Regions from separate parts of the Homo sapiens genome. Here region 2 is linked to region 1. Evidence: chromatin loops called from intact Hi-C (ENCODE). Cell type or tissue: PC-9. All regions are shown on one strand. Each heading gives the region's core, and the rest is flanking DNA. Links, peaks and the distances in the headings are about the cores only.

The links. Hi-C counts contacts between places; a loop is a spot of excess contacts. Peaks named below come from ENCODE experiments on the same cell type or tissue, not always from the same donor. Only the 100,000 strongest peaks of a DNase experiment are listed, where the experiment ranks them.
Region 2: it touches region 1 in a loop (8-fold over the local background); 2 of 110 quality-filtered maps call a loop at or near these places.

The regions. Positions count from the first base shown.
Region 1 is chr3:150,341,279-150,350,102 of GRCh38, forward strand. LOC107986141 (a long non-coding RNA gene) reads left to right here. Exons shown (of 3, transcript XR_001740958.1): 2 at 6,100-7,141. It overlaps LOC107986142 (a long non-coding RNA gene), which reads right to left and starts at 2,392. Exons shown (of 3, transcript XR_001740959.3): 1 at 1,760-2,392; 2 at 1-1,677. In PC-9, for the core only: no CTCF peak of the experiment used is centred there; DNase peaks (open chromatin) are centred at 4,023, 5,933 and 7,373; H3K4me3 peaks cover 1,591 bases; H3K27ac peaks cover 6,245 bases.
Region 2 is chr3:150,468,746-150,477,569 of GRCh38, forward strand. No RefSeq gene overlaps it. Among named protein-coding and RNA genes, the nearest start is that of TSC22D2, 65 kb to the left of the region's middle. RefSeq lists an enhancer at 483-983. In PC-9, for the core only: no CTCF peak of the experiment used is centred there; DNase peaks (open chromatin) are centred at 1,046, 1,556, 1,826 and 3,896; H3K4me3 peaks cover 1,325 bases; H3K27ac peaks cover 4,046 bases.

The DNA.
Region 1 (8,824 bases), core at 232-8,231:
GGAGCGCCACTTGAGAACCTATGGATTCTGATGAAGCAAACCTGGGAATCACATAAAACCATTTAGAACACATTGAGCTCATTAGAAATCCTCTCATTCTGTAACCCTCATGGCTCTGAAATTTCCTCTGACTTAACAAATAAGGCTAGCAAATAATAAATTATGTTCACAGTACAAAGCAATTGAAAAAGCTGTTAATATATATATATAAATACCACAGATATATATTTATATTAAAAATATATTATGTATATATTTGCAATTCAGAGACAAAGAGGTATATCCAGGTTTTTAAGTCCTGGAACTTACACAATTTTTCAGGCTCTGTTAAAAAAAAAAAATCATAACAATAAAATGCTCTCACATGACCACTCAGCACCACCCTGCATAAAGGAAAGTATATGTGTGTTGGGTTCGGGGATGGGGCAGAGTGGAAAGATGTAGCAGTCTTAACCAATTGTGATTCAAGTTTTTTATTTTTGCAAATTTTGCAAAAACGTATAACCATCTGAACATTTTGTAGAACCCCTCTCAGGGCCTTGGAGAGGGTCCTGATGCCTACACTTTGCCAGCATTGCAGCCCTCTATGAAGAGCAGAGAATAAGGGAGTGTTGATTCCCATAAGAAATTTGTGGATATAAATATAAGTTAGTGGGGGACAGGGGTTGGCCCTTCACACAGATGTTAGTACTGAAAATAAAAAGAATATGCACAGAGGGAACTGCCTGTTGATGTAAATCATCTTCCATGTGTCTGGCACCCCGGGCACTGGTCACTCCCTGCCAGGGCCTGGCTCCAAACACATGACACCCTCATGAGCCATCTGCACGCTAAGGACATAGTTGCATCTGATTTCTCTGAGAACCTGTCACTCGGAGCAGGGAGCTGAATGACAAGGATGAGCAAAGCACATTATTGGGCTCTGCCTTTAAAGGAAGTGGATTTGACTTGGTGAAAATATGGTTATACAGCATATGATCACAAGTACTTTTTTAAACACCCTGAAAGAAAATATAGAGAAGTACACTCAAATGTGCTAACTATAGATGTTAGAACTATGGGTGTTAGAACTATGGGTAATCTTTTTTAACGTTCCCCTCACATTTTCTTTAATAAGCATATATTGTCTTTAAAATTGAAAATAAATTTCAAAAAATGTTTAGAAAAAAATGCATTAACTTTGTATATATGGATATACACAGGTATATGTATTAATTAATGCAAGCAATGTGCAGGAATCTGGAGAGATTTAAAACTTCCCATGGCTTCCAGTAAGAATATTTCACATGGCAGCTATTACCAGTGTGGTATGAGAATCAGAGAATCAATTAATCTCACTTTTGAAAGGGTCTTTGTATTAGTTATCTGTTACTCCATCACAAATTACCCCAAAACCTTGGCGGCTTAAAACAATAAACATTTATTATTTCACACAGTTTCTGTAGGTTAGGAACCTCCGAGTGACTTAGCTGAGTGTCTCAGGCTCAGGGTCTCTGATGGGGTTGCAGTCAAGCTCTGAGCAGGGGCTGCAGTCATCTGAAGGTTTATCCAGGGCTGGAGCACCTACTTCCAAGATGGTCATTCATATGGCTATTGGCAGAAGTCCTCAATGCCTTGCCACATGGGCCTCTCCATGGGGCTGCCTGACTGTCCTCACAACACAGCATCTGGCTTCCCCTGGATGGAATGATGTATGTATGAGAAAGAGAGAGAGAGGAGCCACAAGGTCTTTTGTGATCTAGCCTAGGAAAAGTCATACCATCATTTCTGCCGTATTCACAGACCAATCCTGATGCAGTGTGGGAGGGGACTACACATATCCAAGGCAGGGATCGTTAGAGGCCCTTAAACACCATCATGTCCAATCCCCATGGGATCCTTGAGAAACTAAAATTTTTCCATAAAACAAGAAATATTGAGATTGTTAGTCACAGTCATTTAAATCTATTAAGGAAATAGGTATTTGAATCCTATTTTATATTCTGACTCAGCAGAAATGGCTCTTCTGAAAATAATGTATTAGAGGTTATGAGTGTAATGTGACTTTAAAATGTTAATTGGTTTTCACTTCTTGGAAAGTTACAAAATTTTATTTCCTTCCTTTTAGAGAGGTTTAGATAGGCAAAACAGATTTTTTTTTAAACAAGCCTTTGTACTTTGGTGGTATGGCTGCCAGGCAAAAACAAGTAAACAAACGAAAACCTTTTAGTGGTTGTTTTCAGCCTAGCTAGATGTCTAATTGATTTAAAAACAATAATAATCTATCTCCCCCAATAGGTCAAATGTCTTTCTAATACAATCCATGGATTTCAACACATGGAAAAGGAGGCTTGTGAAATCAATATAGAAACTATATTGTTAAAAAACAACAATTAGTCTGGGCACAGTGGCTCATGCCTGTAATCCCAGCACTTCAGCAGGCCGAGGTGGGAGGATTGCTTGAGCTGAGGAGTTCAAGACCAACCAGGGCAACATAGTGCGACCTTGTCTCTACCAAAACAACAACAACAAAATCAGAATGAAAACTCTGTCTGACTTGGGGGATTTTCTTTTTTAATAAATGAGTTTATTTGGTTAAAAAAAAGCATTTCAAATAACATCTTATGTATTTAATGAATTGCCTTTACTAAAAAGAGTAAAATTATATGAAATTTGAAATGTCTTTAAATTAGAGACATAAGATTATAGAAATACAGGGCAATGCATCTTCCAGGCTGCTCCTCTTAATAAGAATAGGAAGAGGAAATTTGTCAGTGTTTGAAATTACCTCCAGACTCTTTAAGCAATGAATTCTCCTGTATTCATCTTTGAATCCCAAATGCCAGCAGAGTGCCAGGCACAGAGAGGTCATGAAATATTTGCTGAATGAATGAAGAAGGGAAAAGCACTAGATTGTTTTGGAGAAATGATACCACTACAAAGCCCGTTCTCACCCTAATTTCCATTCCTCCCTTCACCCCCTGTGTTCCCAACATCCCCTGACTTCAAAGAGAGTCCCCAGGAAGAGAGCTGGCCTTGGCATCGGTAAATCACCAGTTGCCCTAAGGGCTCATGACTTGTCATCCCAGCAAGTCCAATTAATTCCCTGTTCAAACTGACATTTTAAATTCCGGTCCATAATACAAAAGAAAAATGAATCTGCCCAACTTCTTGTTTGGGCATCTATTATATTTTCAACGCCATCCCATAAATTCTATGCATTCACTCCCTCCCCCAGTGCAAGAATTAAACACGGATCTGCAGCCGGATGGATTCTATCTCCTGTCTTTTATCCAGCTGGAAAGCTACTTACTAGTTCTTTATCGTCTTTTGGTAACAGATATTCTCCCAGGAATCTCCACTCTCGCTGTTAAACTTCCCAGCAAGTTCAAAGGGGCTCTCATCTCTCCAAGATCTGCTAGTTAACTTACTGCTGCTACATGGCATTGCCTTTGATAATTTAGCCCCTCCCAGAGGCTGATTTTTCTCCATCTCAGGATAAAATAAGGTGTGTTTTTTGTTGTTGTTGTTTTTGTTTTTGTTTTTTTTTGTTGTTGTTTTTTGAGACAGAGTTTCGCTCTTGTTGCCCAGGCTGGAGTACAATGGCGCAGTCTCGGCTGACTGCAACCTCCAACTCCCGGGTCCAAGCGATTCTCCTGTCTCAGCCTCCCGAGTAGCTGGGATTACAGATATGCGCCACCATGCCCGGCTAATTTTGTATTTTTAGTAGAGACGGGGTTTCACCATGGTGGTCAGGCTGGTCTCGAACTCCTGACCTCGGGTGATCCGCCCGCCTCGGTCTCCTAAAGTGTTGGGATTACAGGCGTGAGCCACCGCACTTGGCCTAAAATAAGGTTTTATCAAGCCGTCAAAGCCCTGGACTTTGGCACTGTTTTCAAAGGGTGTTAAAACATTCCCAAAGGATGAACCCTCTTGAACTAAGGAATCACTGAGGGGAAAGGAATGCAAGCAGGTCTGACAGGATCTGCAGCTTTCCCCTGATTTATTGCACCTTGCTTTAGAGGAACTAAATGCTCATTCTGATGAGTTTAGTGAATATGAGACACTCTCTGTGGATCCAGGATTTCACCATATGCTATTGGGTCATATGTCTCAAAACTCAGGTGTGCTCATCGTTGAACTAATAACCTCAGTTATTCATTTGGTTTCAAAATGCTTATCCTGGCACGTACAGTACTGTTTTCTTTTAGGGCTGAGATTTTATCTAACACAATTACAGTTTCTGATAAGCTATTCTGTGTTTAAAGCACATATTTTTAAAAAATCAGAGGTCTGCATCTCCAAGCACAGGGCAGTCCAGGATAAATCAGACCCACTAAAAATATAAGGACTATAGCTGATCTTTGTATTATTGTTGTTAGAAAGGTAATTATTCCAAATTGCAGAAAGAATGAAAATAGAAAAAAGAAAAATATGACAAGTAATTCTAGGCTATTCTTTTGATGTGTTTCCTTTTAGTCTTTTTAAAAAAAGATAAAATTTTGAATTTTTTTTTTCATTTAACTTATCACAGATATTTTGCCTTTATTTTGCCAGTCTGCTTCATGACTATGGCTTTTAGAGATCGCTTTTCAAAAGGACATGTTTTAGTGAACGCTATCAAGCTGGAAATTTTAAAAAGCAAGAAATCCAGATCATCACACATTTTTTCATTATTTTTTAGTCATCAAATTATTTTTCATGTGTATTTCAGAGGATTGCTCTTCCAAGAAATACTCTGTAATACACTGTATGCATTTGAGAGAAAACTCTGAACTTGTTTTTAAAGTTTGTATATTCAACCAGGTATCAATGACACTTTTTCATCTTTTTTTTTTTAATTACTAAAGAATCCAGTCACATCAAGCATCATGAGCTTCCAGAATCCTGAGTTCTATAGGAAACCAATTAGTTTGAACATCTTCCCCAAGGTATAAAAGTATTTCGCCAATCCCAATACAGGGTGAGAAGAGTTTATGAGAATTGAATGAAACAATGCAGATAGTCTCTCACCAACATCCCCCATAGCCTCACAATTCAAATGCAGCATTCCACTTGCTCGGCTTTAAAATTTAATAAAGAAAAGTAAAGCGATGGGTTGGAAGATTTTGGAAATTGAGCAAAGATGAAAGAGGCAGTATTGTACATTTGCGTTTCTTTTATATTTGATGTCCTTCCATGTTAGGGAGAAAAAGAAAATATGCAAGAGTACGAAGGACAATGTTTTTAATAAAACCTTGGCTGCTTTTCTGTAAGAATCGATGCAAGTAATTTTATCTCTTTAGGGGTGGTTTTCAAAGCAAGGGGAAGAAACAAATTGACAGGATCTCATAAGGTACTTGGGAAATGCACTCTTTTTGTGCTTTATTTAACTTAGCTAGGGAAAAAAACTACGTGAAAAGGCAAGATTTCACTCAGATCTAGTTCTGCTTCATATGACTTAGAAAGGAAAAAAAGGAAGAAAGGAAGAAAAAATCCCTCTCAAACCTTATGCCCTATATCATAGTGTTGTACAGATGACTTTTAAAAGGATAATAACATATTTCAGTATTTTTTAAACTGAAATTTGACTAACTGTACAAATTTGGGTTGTGGGTTCTTTAACGAAGGAAGATAATTATATTTATATTTTTCTGACATGATATAAAAACTTAAGTCAGCATAGAGCCCCTGCTGTCAAGCTAGGCTGCCATTTGAGCTCCTAAGGAAGAAAATCCTTGGGAAAGATTGTATTTTATAGTCCTGCCCTCAGCAATTCAGCTGTGCTTCATTCCAAGACACATTTTTGCCTTATGTGCCATAATAAAAGCAAACCTTCTTGCCCCTTAGAGGGGCACATTTAGAAGATCAAGAGGAGAATGTACTTGGGCCACAGTCTCTCCTAGGACGGCTGCAAGGCAAGCTGTAATAGAAACCAAAACAGGGCACATCTAACCGGTTCTGGGTTTTCTCCTGAAGGCAGGATGTAGACCAGGTTTTTTGCAAGGGTCACTGAAGTTTGCAAAACTTTTTCTGCTCCTGGCTGATTGAGCGAGCCAGAGCCAGCTCATAGCTTGGATTGGAAATCATGTGAAACTCATTTATGCCATTTTGTATTTTCTCTCTTTAACTCCCTATCAGACATTGAGCCGAGTTTGCATCCGAGTCTGGAGTTGGTTTACAAGCATACTGGAAATAAAACTCAATTGGGAGTGAGAATCCAGGTGAACCGAAGTAAACGTGAACTCTTTGTGAACCAAATACTACTGTACGCCTCTTCAAAGCCTACAGGCGCCTGAAAATCTCCCATAAATCCAAGCTGCATTGAAAGGATTTGCTCCAAGCCTTCTACCAGTAGCTTGCATCCACATGCATCAGATTCAGCTGTCTCCTAAATCTGCAAAGTGTTATCTGCCTCACCGTGCACAAACTACTGTCCCAAACTGTATTCAATCCAGATGGGAGGTTTTATCACTTCCTGACTTCCCTTCCATTGTAAGGATGAATATTTTGAAACCAGGCAACTAGGAAAACCATACCCCACTAAATGGGAGCATATACTATTTAGGGAAAACTTTCTAATTGTCCCCCAGAAAATGAAGAAATTATGCTCTTCTTGTACCCTGATTGTACAAAATGTTCAGCTCCCTGGGATATGCACCAGATCACATTCACAAGAGAACCTACCATGGGTGTGTCCAGCGTCACGCACAATTCTCAGTGAAACAGCTTAATCTCCACACTTTTCTGTCTCACAAGCAAATTAGGATGCAAGTGAGGTTGAAATTATCACAGGAATACATGTTATCCTATTTTAAAAAATAATTTTCAAATGCTGGCACTTCACTATTAATAACAACAATTTACTTGTGACAGCTGATAAGACACATTGATATTTCAATCCTGATTCACTCAGACCACCACCACTCCTATAAGTACCTCCAATCAGGGAACTTGTCAATCATAAAGTGGAAGTTGGTTTATGTTCTATTTCCTCCTCAGGGACAGGGCCCAAGTCTTGATCATCACTTTACATAAATCAGTGCCCAGGCTATTGCAGGGGTGCAATAACACTTATGTAAACCAAGGGAAAGGCACATAATATGCCTAGAATATCTCTAGAAGGATCCTCCAAGAAACTGCTAGCAGTGATTGTCCCTCAACAGAGAAACTAGGGGTTGAGGTGAGACACTTGATTTCACTGTTTTTTTTTGTTTGTTTGTTTGTTTGTTTACTAATTAAACTTTTTACCCAGTATTTTGTATTTTATTGGGTACATTAGAATATTTATTGAATGAATCAACACACAGATGAACGAACAAGCTATATCCAGGAACACAAGAGTTGACGCCCAAATATTTTTGTCTGTACCAACTTAACAGCAGTGGCTTTTTCCAACCCGAAGTTTCAAATCCTTCTGGTGACTCATGTCAAGTTGCGTGCGCCAAGTTAAGAGAGTGCTGACACTCTGACTCAGTGTGTACAGAAATTCTTGGCCAAGGAGGAGACAAAGAACTGTCACAAAGGCTAGACTTTATTGGTTCAGTTTTGATTCATTAATCAGAAGTGGAAATGCTCACAGTTTTTCTCCATATTAGATGTTGCTGTATCTTGTCTGTGAAGAGCAAGCGTGGTTACTTCTCAAGATAAAGCTCTATCCAAGATCCAGAAAAATGGCAATTCTTTAGAGAAAAAAAATCCATTTATCTCATGTCCCTAGTTTCATGTCTCCTTTCAGCTCCAGAGAGGTGGCTTACTGCAGTGAATTGAAGAGCACTGGCTTTGGGATCAGGCAGAACTGTCTAACTATCCTTTGTCTCAGAATTTGCAGTTGTATATAAACTGGGGACAAAGGTACCTACCTGACAAGGCTGCCATTAGGCTTAAATTAGCTAATATATTTAAAATCCCTGTAACATAGTGCTTAAAAAGTGGTAGCTATTATTCCTACCGTAAAATAGTTTTACAGCCCTTTTCATCCTTTAAATTGACTGAGAATCAACACCAGTCGTTGCTTTAAAACAAAGCTTTGAGGCTTTAAGTCTTACCTATAAGGTGCCACTACATTATAAGCTTAAGAACGTTTTGCCTCCTCCCATAATAAAAATATTCTGTGGTGTTTTTGACATGTTACTTCTTTTGCCTACAGTGTAAAGATTAGGAATAAGCTTGCTATTAATACTTCCAATATTCACTGTGTCATCTGTCTGACTGTCATAATCCTCAATCAATCACCTTTGTGCTAGCATCACTTTTTATCCAACCAGGTCAAGATCATGTAATTTGACGGCTGCTTAGGAATTTGTCAGCACTGTTATTTGAAGGGTGTTAGAAAGACACTGGCACTACAATCAGACTCTGTAGCAATATGCCATGCCAAAGGAATTTTTAATGAGGTGGATTTTTTTTTTTGAGTTGGGGGATCCCTTGTCCCCAACTCAAATTCATGCTTCAGTCTGGTTCCAAAAGAAACCAGACTTTTTGGAACCACAATCCCCAGATTCCTCAATGTTTGGCAAGTTTGCCAAGAGGTTCAAGCTGCCCTCTAGCTCATCTGGCTGCTGCTCTTGCCCAGGCTGTCTGATGACTTGCTGGGCCACCAGGGGCCCTGCCTTTCCCAGCATGGAAGTATGTGACTCTCCCCACACTCCCTGCGCCAACAATGCCAAGAATCAGAAACAAGGGCCGGGAGTGTTAGCAGGCCCCGCATGAGTGGCAGCTTAGAGGGCTTGCATTGTGCTTGGTGCACCAAGAGCAGATTGTTATTCTGCAGGCATGAATTAGAGCCTGGGCAGAAAGCACCATGGTCTTGCCCGGTGGTGTCTTGCTGCTGCTGGAGAAGTGAGAGGGCTGCGGTTGTACAGAA
Region 2 (8,824 bases), core at 413-8,412, 130 kb after region 1:
ACTGCAGGTAAGAAAAGCAGGTCGGTTAGCCCACGGATTCAGAGAGTGAAAAGTTACAGAAATGAGCAGTGGATTTTTCTGGGTTTACTTTCTGCCACACAGAGACTAGACATACTATCCTTACAATCTGACCATGAACCAGGAAGTTTACTAAGAAAGGCTGCATGGGGTAGGTAACATTTAGCACATGCAACAATACTTTTTATTTTATTTTATTTGAGATGGAGTTTTGCTCTTGTCGCCCAGGCTAGAGTGCAATGGCGCGATCTCCGCTCACAGCAACCTCCACCTCCCGGGTTCAAGCCATTCTCCTGTCTCAGCCTCCCTGGTAGCTGGGATTACAGGCATGCGCCACCATGCCAGGCTAATTTTTTGTATTTTTGTAGAGACAGAGTTTCACCATGTTGGTCAGGCTGGTCTCAAACTCCTAACCTCAGGTGATCCACCCACCTTGGCCTCCCAAAGTGCTAGGATTACCGGCGTGAGCCACCGCGCCCGGCCAACATGCAACAATACTTCTAAGCAAGGCGATACAGATCAGCAACTCTGGTGCCGATGTGTTCTATTTCCTTTGGTATCTGTGTCTTGATTCTTCACGCAGACCAATTTTGTTATCATCTTAATGGTCTTTCCCATAAGGAACCCACTAAGAGGTTTCAGTGTTGGGACATTAGCTTAAGAACCTAGGTAGTCAGCACGAGAACCTAGGTCTGTGGGACTCTCCTATTAATGACTCCTCTTACCTACCATTCTCCAGCCAGCGTTGTCTCCTGTTCTTCTCACCTCCCCCTATTCCATCCTGCCCCGAGTAGTCTATTCGTGCTAAAGCATTCACTGAGAAAAACTGTAAAGGGAGAGTCCCTTCTCAGAAACACCAGCTTCTTTTAAAATGGAACTTTTGAAGACCTCCCTGTTCTGTTCTCTGGAGAGAGTGAACAAGTAGAGACTTGGCAATAGCTGTGGAAACACCGCCAGCCTCTTGCTTCCAGCAACCTTGAGTTCCAAACCTGTGAGTCTTAGTTTTATATTCACTGACTTCAGCTTCCTGAACCCATCCCAGTTCAGCATTAGGTAATGGCTGTGATGACAGCTGACTCATCTGGTAATGCAGCTTTCCTGGAGGCTTCCTCTGCTCAGATAATCACACTCTGGGAGGGAAAAAAGGTTACAACAATCTTCTACCCCAGGATACTCAAGAATGTCATCCCCCAGAAGGGAGTTCTACGAGGAGGAGGAGAATGTCAGCCCCAGGAGGGGAGGTCCAGCGGGAGGAGGAGAAGAGGCTCTGGGCCCTACATAGGGGGTTTAAAGTGAAGAGCCTAGGAAACTTGGGGTGAGAAGGTGCCAGTACTTAGAGACAGAAACTGAGTGGTATAAAATGGAATGAGAATCCCCTCATTGCCCTTTGACAGCTGAGAAACTTCAAACTGGGCCCCGTTTGAGGGTAAGTTCTGCGAGAGTAGAGACTTCTACTTATTTATTCACAATTGTATTCCTGGTAACTAGTACGGTGATGTATTGCTTGACAGAAATACATTCTGAGAAATGTGTCGTTAGGATTTTGTCATTGTGCAAACATTATAGAGTGTACTTATACAAACCTGGATGATCTAGCCTACTACACACCTGGGTTATATTGTATAGCTATTGCTGCTAGGCTATAAAACTACAGCATGTCACTGTACTGATACTATACTGTGACACATGGTAAGTATTTGTGTACCTAAACATAGAAAAGGTACAGTAAGGATACAGTATAAAAGATTTAAAATGGTACACCTGTATAGGGCACTTACCATGAATGGAGCTTGCAGGACTGGAATTTGTTCTGGGTGAGTCAGTGAGTGAGTGGTGAGTGAATACGAAGGCCTGGGGGCATTACTGTGCACTACTGTGGACATTATAAACACTGTACACTTAGGCTACACTAAATTTATTTTTAAAACATTTTCCTTTAATAATAAATCAACCTTAACTTATTGTAATTTTTTTTTTTGAGACAGAGTCTTGCTCTGTCTCCCAGGCTGGAGTGCAGTGGCATGATCTCAGCTCACTGCAATCTCTTCCTCCCAGGTTCACGACATTCTCCTGCCTCAGCCTCCCGAGTAGCTGGGACTACAGGCAGCCACCACCACACCCGGCTAATTTTTTTTTGTATTTTTAGTAGAGACGGGGTCTCACCGTGTTAGCCAAGATGTTCTCGATCTCCTGACCTCGTGATCCACCCTCCTCAGCCTCCCAAAGTGCTGGGATTACAGGCGTGAGCCACTGTGCCCGGCCTTTTTTTTTTTTTTTTTTTTTGAGACAGGGTCTTGCTCTGTCACTCAGCCTGGAGCATAGTGGTATGATCATGGCTCACTGCAGCCTTCACTTCTTGGATTCAAGCAGTCTCTCACCTCAGCCTCCCGAGTAGCTGGGACTTACAGGCACATGCCACTGTGCCTGGCTAATTTTTTATAGAGATGGGAGTTTCCCTTTGTTATCCAGGCTGGTCTCGAACTCCTGGCCTCAAGAGATTCTCCCTTAGGCCTCCCAAAGTGCTGGAAATACAGGTGTGAGCCACCATGCCCAGCCACTGTAACTTTTTAGTTTTATAAACTTGAAATTTTTTTAACTTTTTTACTCCTTTGTAATAACACTTAGCTTAAAAGGCAAACACATTCTATAAGTGTACAAAAATACTTCCTTTATATTATTATATAAGCTTTTTTCTATTTTAAAATTTTTTAACTTTTTAAACTTTTTTGTTGAAAATTAAGACACAAACCCACATATTAGCCTAGGCCTACACAGGATCAGGATCATCAACATCACTGCCCTCTACCTCCACATCTTGTCCCACTGGAAGAGGTCTTTAGGGGCAATTACATGCATGGAGCAGTCATCTCCTATGAGAACAATGCCTTCTTCTGAAATACCTCCTAAAGGGCCTGCCTGAAGCTGTCTTACAGCTACCTTTTTTTTTTTTTTTTTTAATAAGTAGGACTGCACTCTAAAAGATAAAAAGTAGAGTATGGTAAATATATAAACCAGTAACATGGTTATTATCATTATGAAGTATTATGTGCTATACATAATTGTATGTGCTAGACTTTTATACGACTGGCAGCACAGTAGGTTTGTTTACATCGGGCATCACCACGAACATGTGAGTAAAGCGTTGCCCTGTGACTTTACTGATGGCGGCCCACAGTTGACCTAAATGTTGTTATGCAGCACATGATTGTACTGTTATTAAATGAATGAATGAGGGTTCACACCTATCTTACATATTCTTTATTCTTGAGCTTTCTGATCTCTAAATGTAGCCTGAGATAGCCAAATCATAGCCTTGTTGTAAGGATCAAACAATATAAAATATGTAAATCACGTAACTTGGATCTGGCCCACAGCAAGCATACAGTAAATGCTGCTCTTGTTTTCTTTCTCACCCCTTTCTAGGCATCTGGTTGAAGCAATGCTCTTTCTCCTCACTGCTTTTTGACCAAAAGCTTGGGAAAAAGACTAGGCAATCTTTAGGCCCAGGAAATAGCACCTGTGATAAATCCAAGGTCACCTAGATAGGTTTAATCACCTTCTCCAAATAATAACACTACCAAGTTTTACAGCACTCCTGACAAAAATCTATTTTTCCTCCTTTTCTTTCCCTTTAAGACAGGGTCTCACTCTGTCGCCCAGGCTGGAGTATAGTGGCACGATCACAGCTCACTGCAGCCTCAACCTCCTGGGCTCAGGTGTATTTTTCCTCCTTTATCTCTTTAGAACCTCACAACTACCCTAGTAAGCCTTGGGAAAGCAAGTATTTGGCTCATTTGACAGATAAGGAAACAGGTTCAGAGAATCCAGAGAGCTTGTGACCTGCCCAAGATCTCAGATCAGATTAGTGGTAGAACTAGATTCCAGCCCATGGGTGGCCATAGCCCACATTTTTCTCCCCATTGTGCTTAAATAGGTTAGAGGTCACAGGAAGAAAGAACCCCTTTTCTGGAAAAAATTATGTTGAAACTGTACCCAATTTATTCCTATTCATTGATTCATCTACTTGATTTCATTAGGCAGCTCTGTGATTCAAGAGATGGCCATTTGGGATGGGCAAAAGAGAACAATATATGACAATATACACTCCTTGGAATGAAGAAAGGTAAGTCTCCATCCACAAAATACCAAACAGACTTCAATCAGAACACTCTCAGTTCAAGAGGATTGGTGCTGATTGTTTATTTGTTAGAAATGTATATTTTCTGGCTGGGCCCAGTGGCTCACGCCAGTAATCTCAGCATGTTGGGAGGCTGAGGTGGGCAGATCACTTGAGGTCAGGAGTTTGAGACCAGCCTGGCCAACATAGTGAAAACCCATCTCTACTAAAAATACAAAAATTAGCTGGGCCTAGTGGTGCACACCTGTAATCCCAGCTACTCGGGAGGCTGAGGCAGGAGAATCGCTTGAACCCGGGAGGCGGAGTTTGCAGTGAGCTGAGATGGCACCACTGCACTCCCACCTGGATGACAGAGTGAGACTCCATCTCAAAAAAAAAAAAAAAAAAAAAATGAAAGGTGTATTTTCTTAATAAGTAGCACATGCTCACATACACACCATGGAATACTATGCAGCCATGAAAAAGGATGAGTTCATGTCCTTTGTAGGGACGTGGATGAAGCTGGAAACCATCATTCTGAGCAAACTATCGCAAGGACAGAAAACCAAACACCACATGTTCTCACTCATAGGTGGGAATTGAACAATGAGAACACTTGGACACAGGGGAACATCACACACTGGGGCCTGTCGTGGGGTCGGGGGAGGGAGGAGAGATGGCATTAGGAGATATACCTAATGTAAATGACGAGTTAACGGGTGCAGCACACCAGCATGGCACATGTATACATATGTAACAAACCTGCATGTTGTGCACATCTACCCTAGAACTTAAAGTATAATTTAAAAAAACTTCAAAAAAAAAATAAGTAGCACATGCTCATTGAAATATTTCAATAAAGAAGTTAATTTTCAAAAAAAACAAGGCAAAATCTCCCCTCTCTATTCATCTGCAATCCCACTCTGCAGAGTAAAACTGCTAAGTTTTCTCTGCACATAATTGAGATACACACATTTTGTGTTTTCATTTACCATAAATGAGATTATACTAAACATATTTTTCTTCAACTTGCTTTCTACAAATCTACAGTAATCACAAACATCTTTTCATGACAGAACATAGAGATTGTCTTTATTCTTTTAAATAGCTGCATAGTGTTGTATAATAAGTCATATCACGACAGTCCCCTACTCATGGATGTTTAGATGGCACTCAGTTTTTTTCTGTAATCAAAATTGTTTCTCTATACATCTTTGTCTAGTTACATGAGAATTTCTTTAGAATAAGAGTGGCCAACATTTCTTGAGCCCTTTACCTTCACATCATGTGAATAAGACAAATCGCTGAGCCATGGGTAGGGCATTTCACTGTAGACAAGCAGAGACGTGAGGCTCACAAAGGGTAAAGCTAGGATTTTTTGATATGTAATCAGAGTAGAAACTCAGTTCCCTAGCTCCAAAACCCAGATTCCTTTTAGCCTCCAAATACATGTATTTTTTTTTCTTTTTCTTTTTTTTTTTTTTTTTTTTTTTTTTGAGACAGGGTCTCACTCTTATTACACAGGCTGGAGTACAGTGGCAGGATCTCAGCTCACTGCAACCTCTGCCTCCCAAGCTCAAGCGATCCTCCCACCTCAGCTTCCCAAGTAGCTGGGATTACAGGTTCATGCCACCACACCTGGCTGATTTTTGTATTTTTTGTAAAGACAGGGTTTTGCCATGTTGCCCACACTGGTCTTGAACTCCTGAGCTCAAGCAGTCTGCCCACCTCTATTTCCTGAAGTGCTAGGATTACGGGCATGAGCCACTGCACCAGTCTAGCCTCCAAATATATTGATATTCTGATAAGATGCCACAGGGCTATATATCTTTTATTTGAACCCCTTGCGTCGCTCTGTTCCACTTAGCTAAAAAACTACCTATCCCCAGGGGGAAAAGCTGAGTGAGTGAAAAAGCAAAAAATGGTTAAGCTGCAGTACTCCAAGGAGACTAATCAAAGCATGTAAATATTATTTAAAATATCCTTTTAGGCTGAGTGCGGTGGCTCACACCTGTAATCCCAGCACTTTGGGAGGCCGAGGTGGGCGGATCACCTGAGGTCAAGAGTTTGAGACTAGCCTGGCCAACATGGTGAAACCTCGTCTCTACTAAAAATACAAAAATTAGCTGCGTGTGGTGGCGGACACCTGTAATCCCAGCTATTTGGGAGGCAGGAGAATTGCTTGAACCTGGGAGGCAGAGGTTGCAGTGAGCCAAGATTGCACCACTGCACTCCAGCCTGGACGACAGAGCGAGACTCATCTCAAAAAATAAATAAATCAAATAAGATATCCTTTTAATATATTTTAATCAGCTTTATTGAGGTATAATTTATTCACTAAAATGCACATTTTAAATAAAGCTTGCTGAGTTTTGAAAAAGTATACAGCCATGTAACCACAATCACAGCCAAGATGAATGTCTTTGTATATCCTATACACAATCTTTCATCAGATATAAGTACTGCAGATATCTTCCCCCAGTCTGTGACTTGCCTTTTCATTTTGAGCAGAAAGTTTTCATGTGACAAAATCCAATTTATCAAAGTTTTCTTTTATGGTTCACATTGAGTCTAAGAAGAAATCTTTGCCTACCCCAACATCATGAAGATTTTCTCCTATGTTCTCATCTAGAAATTTTATATATTTACTTTTTACATGTAAGTCTCTTATCCCTCTTGAGTTAATTTTTGTATATAGTATGAAACAACGGTATGAATTTACCTTTTGCTATGGATATCCAATTGATCCAGAATTATTTGTTGAAAAGATTATCCTTTCTCTATTGAACGATGTTGGTACCTTTGTCAAAAATTGACTATAAATGTAAAACCTTCAAATGTAAATATAAACTCTATTTCTGTCGATTCTATTCTGTTAAGCTATATGCCTATCTTTATGCCAATACAACAGTGTCTTGATTTCTGTAGCTATATAGCAAGTTTTGAAATCAGATGGTATAAATCCTCAAATTTATTCTTTTTTTTCAAAATTGTTTTGGCTATTGTAACTACAGTTGATAGAATTGACCAATGAAGCTGCAGCAGGCAGAATTCTAAAATGCCCTGGGACTGTAAATATGATGGGTTTTACTCTTATGATTAGCTTATGTTATATGAAACAGTTGACTTAAAGAAAGGGAGATTAGCCACATGAACCTTTTAAAAGCAGAAAGATTTTTGGTTGATGGAAAAAGAGAAAGCTAGAAATCTGAAGCACTAGAAATATTTAATGAGCTATTGTGGCTTGAAGATGGAGCAGGCCACATGACAAGGAATGCAGGCAGCCTCTAAGAGCTAAAAGCAGCCCCTGAGGGACTACCAGCAAGAAAATGGGGATCTCACTCCTACAAGGTCAAGGAAATGAATTATGCCAACAACCTAAGTGAGCTTGGAAGTGATTCTTCTCCAGAGCCTCCAGATGAGAACTCAGTCTGACAGACATCTTGATTTCTAGTCTCACCATGTCAGACTTCTGGAATACAAAACTGAGGGCTAATAAAAGGGTGTTATTTTCAGCCTCTACATTTACAGCAATTTGTTATACAGCAATAGGAAATGAATACAGAGCTGTCTGGACCCAAGCTTTTCTTTATGGGAAGCATTTTATCTATTAAATGAATTTCTGTACTTGTTATAGGTAGATTCAGATTTTCTAATTATTCTTAGTTCAGTTTTGGTAATTTGTATCTTTCTAAGAATCTTTGCATTTAAGTTTTCCAATTTGTTAATGTAAATTTGTTCATAGCAGTCCTGTGAACTCTTTAATTTCCATAGGACTGGTAGTGATGAACCGTTTCATTTCTGATTTTGAAAATATTCTATTTCTCTCTTCCTTCTTGGTTAGTCTAGCTCAAGATTTCTCAATTTTGTTGACTTTTTTCCAAGAACATGATTTTTATTGGTTTTTATTTTCTCAAGTTCATTGATTTCTACTTTTTATTATTTCTTTCCTTTTGCTTGTTTTGAGTTTATTTTACTCCTTTTTCTAGATTCTTGAGGTGGAAGCTTAGATTAAGATTTTTCTCTTTTTTTAATGTGTTTAATGTTATAAATTTCCCTCCCTGCACTAACTGCATGCCACAAATTTTGATTTTGTGTGTGTTTTTGTTTTAACTCAACTCAAAATATTTTCTAATTTCCCTCATGATTTCTTTTTTGACTATGGGTTATTTAAAAGCATGTTATTTAATTTCCAAATATCTGGAGATTTCCAAATTTCCTTCTGTTGCTCATTTCTAATTTAATCCTGTTGTGGTCAGAGAACATACTTTGTATGATTTCAATTCTGTTAAATGTGGGCCTTGTATCATGGCCTAGCATCCAGTCTATTCTGGAGAATGTTCCATGTACACTAAAAAGAATGTGTATTCTGCTGTTATTAGGTGTGGTGTTCTAAAAATGTCAGTTGTATCAGGTTGGTTGATAGTCTTCTATATCGTTACTAATTTTCTATCAAATGGGGTATTGAAGTCTCTTTGAATAGTGTTTTTCTTTTTAATTCTATCAACTTTTGCTTTATGTATTTAGGGGCTCTGTTGTTAGGAACATATACATTTATAATTGTTACATATTCATTATAAAGCATCCATCTGTCTCTAGTAATATGTCTTGTCTTAAAGTCTATTAATATAGCCACTCCAACTCTCCTATGGTACTGTTTTTATGGCATTTTTCCCCATCCTTTTACTT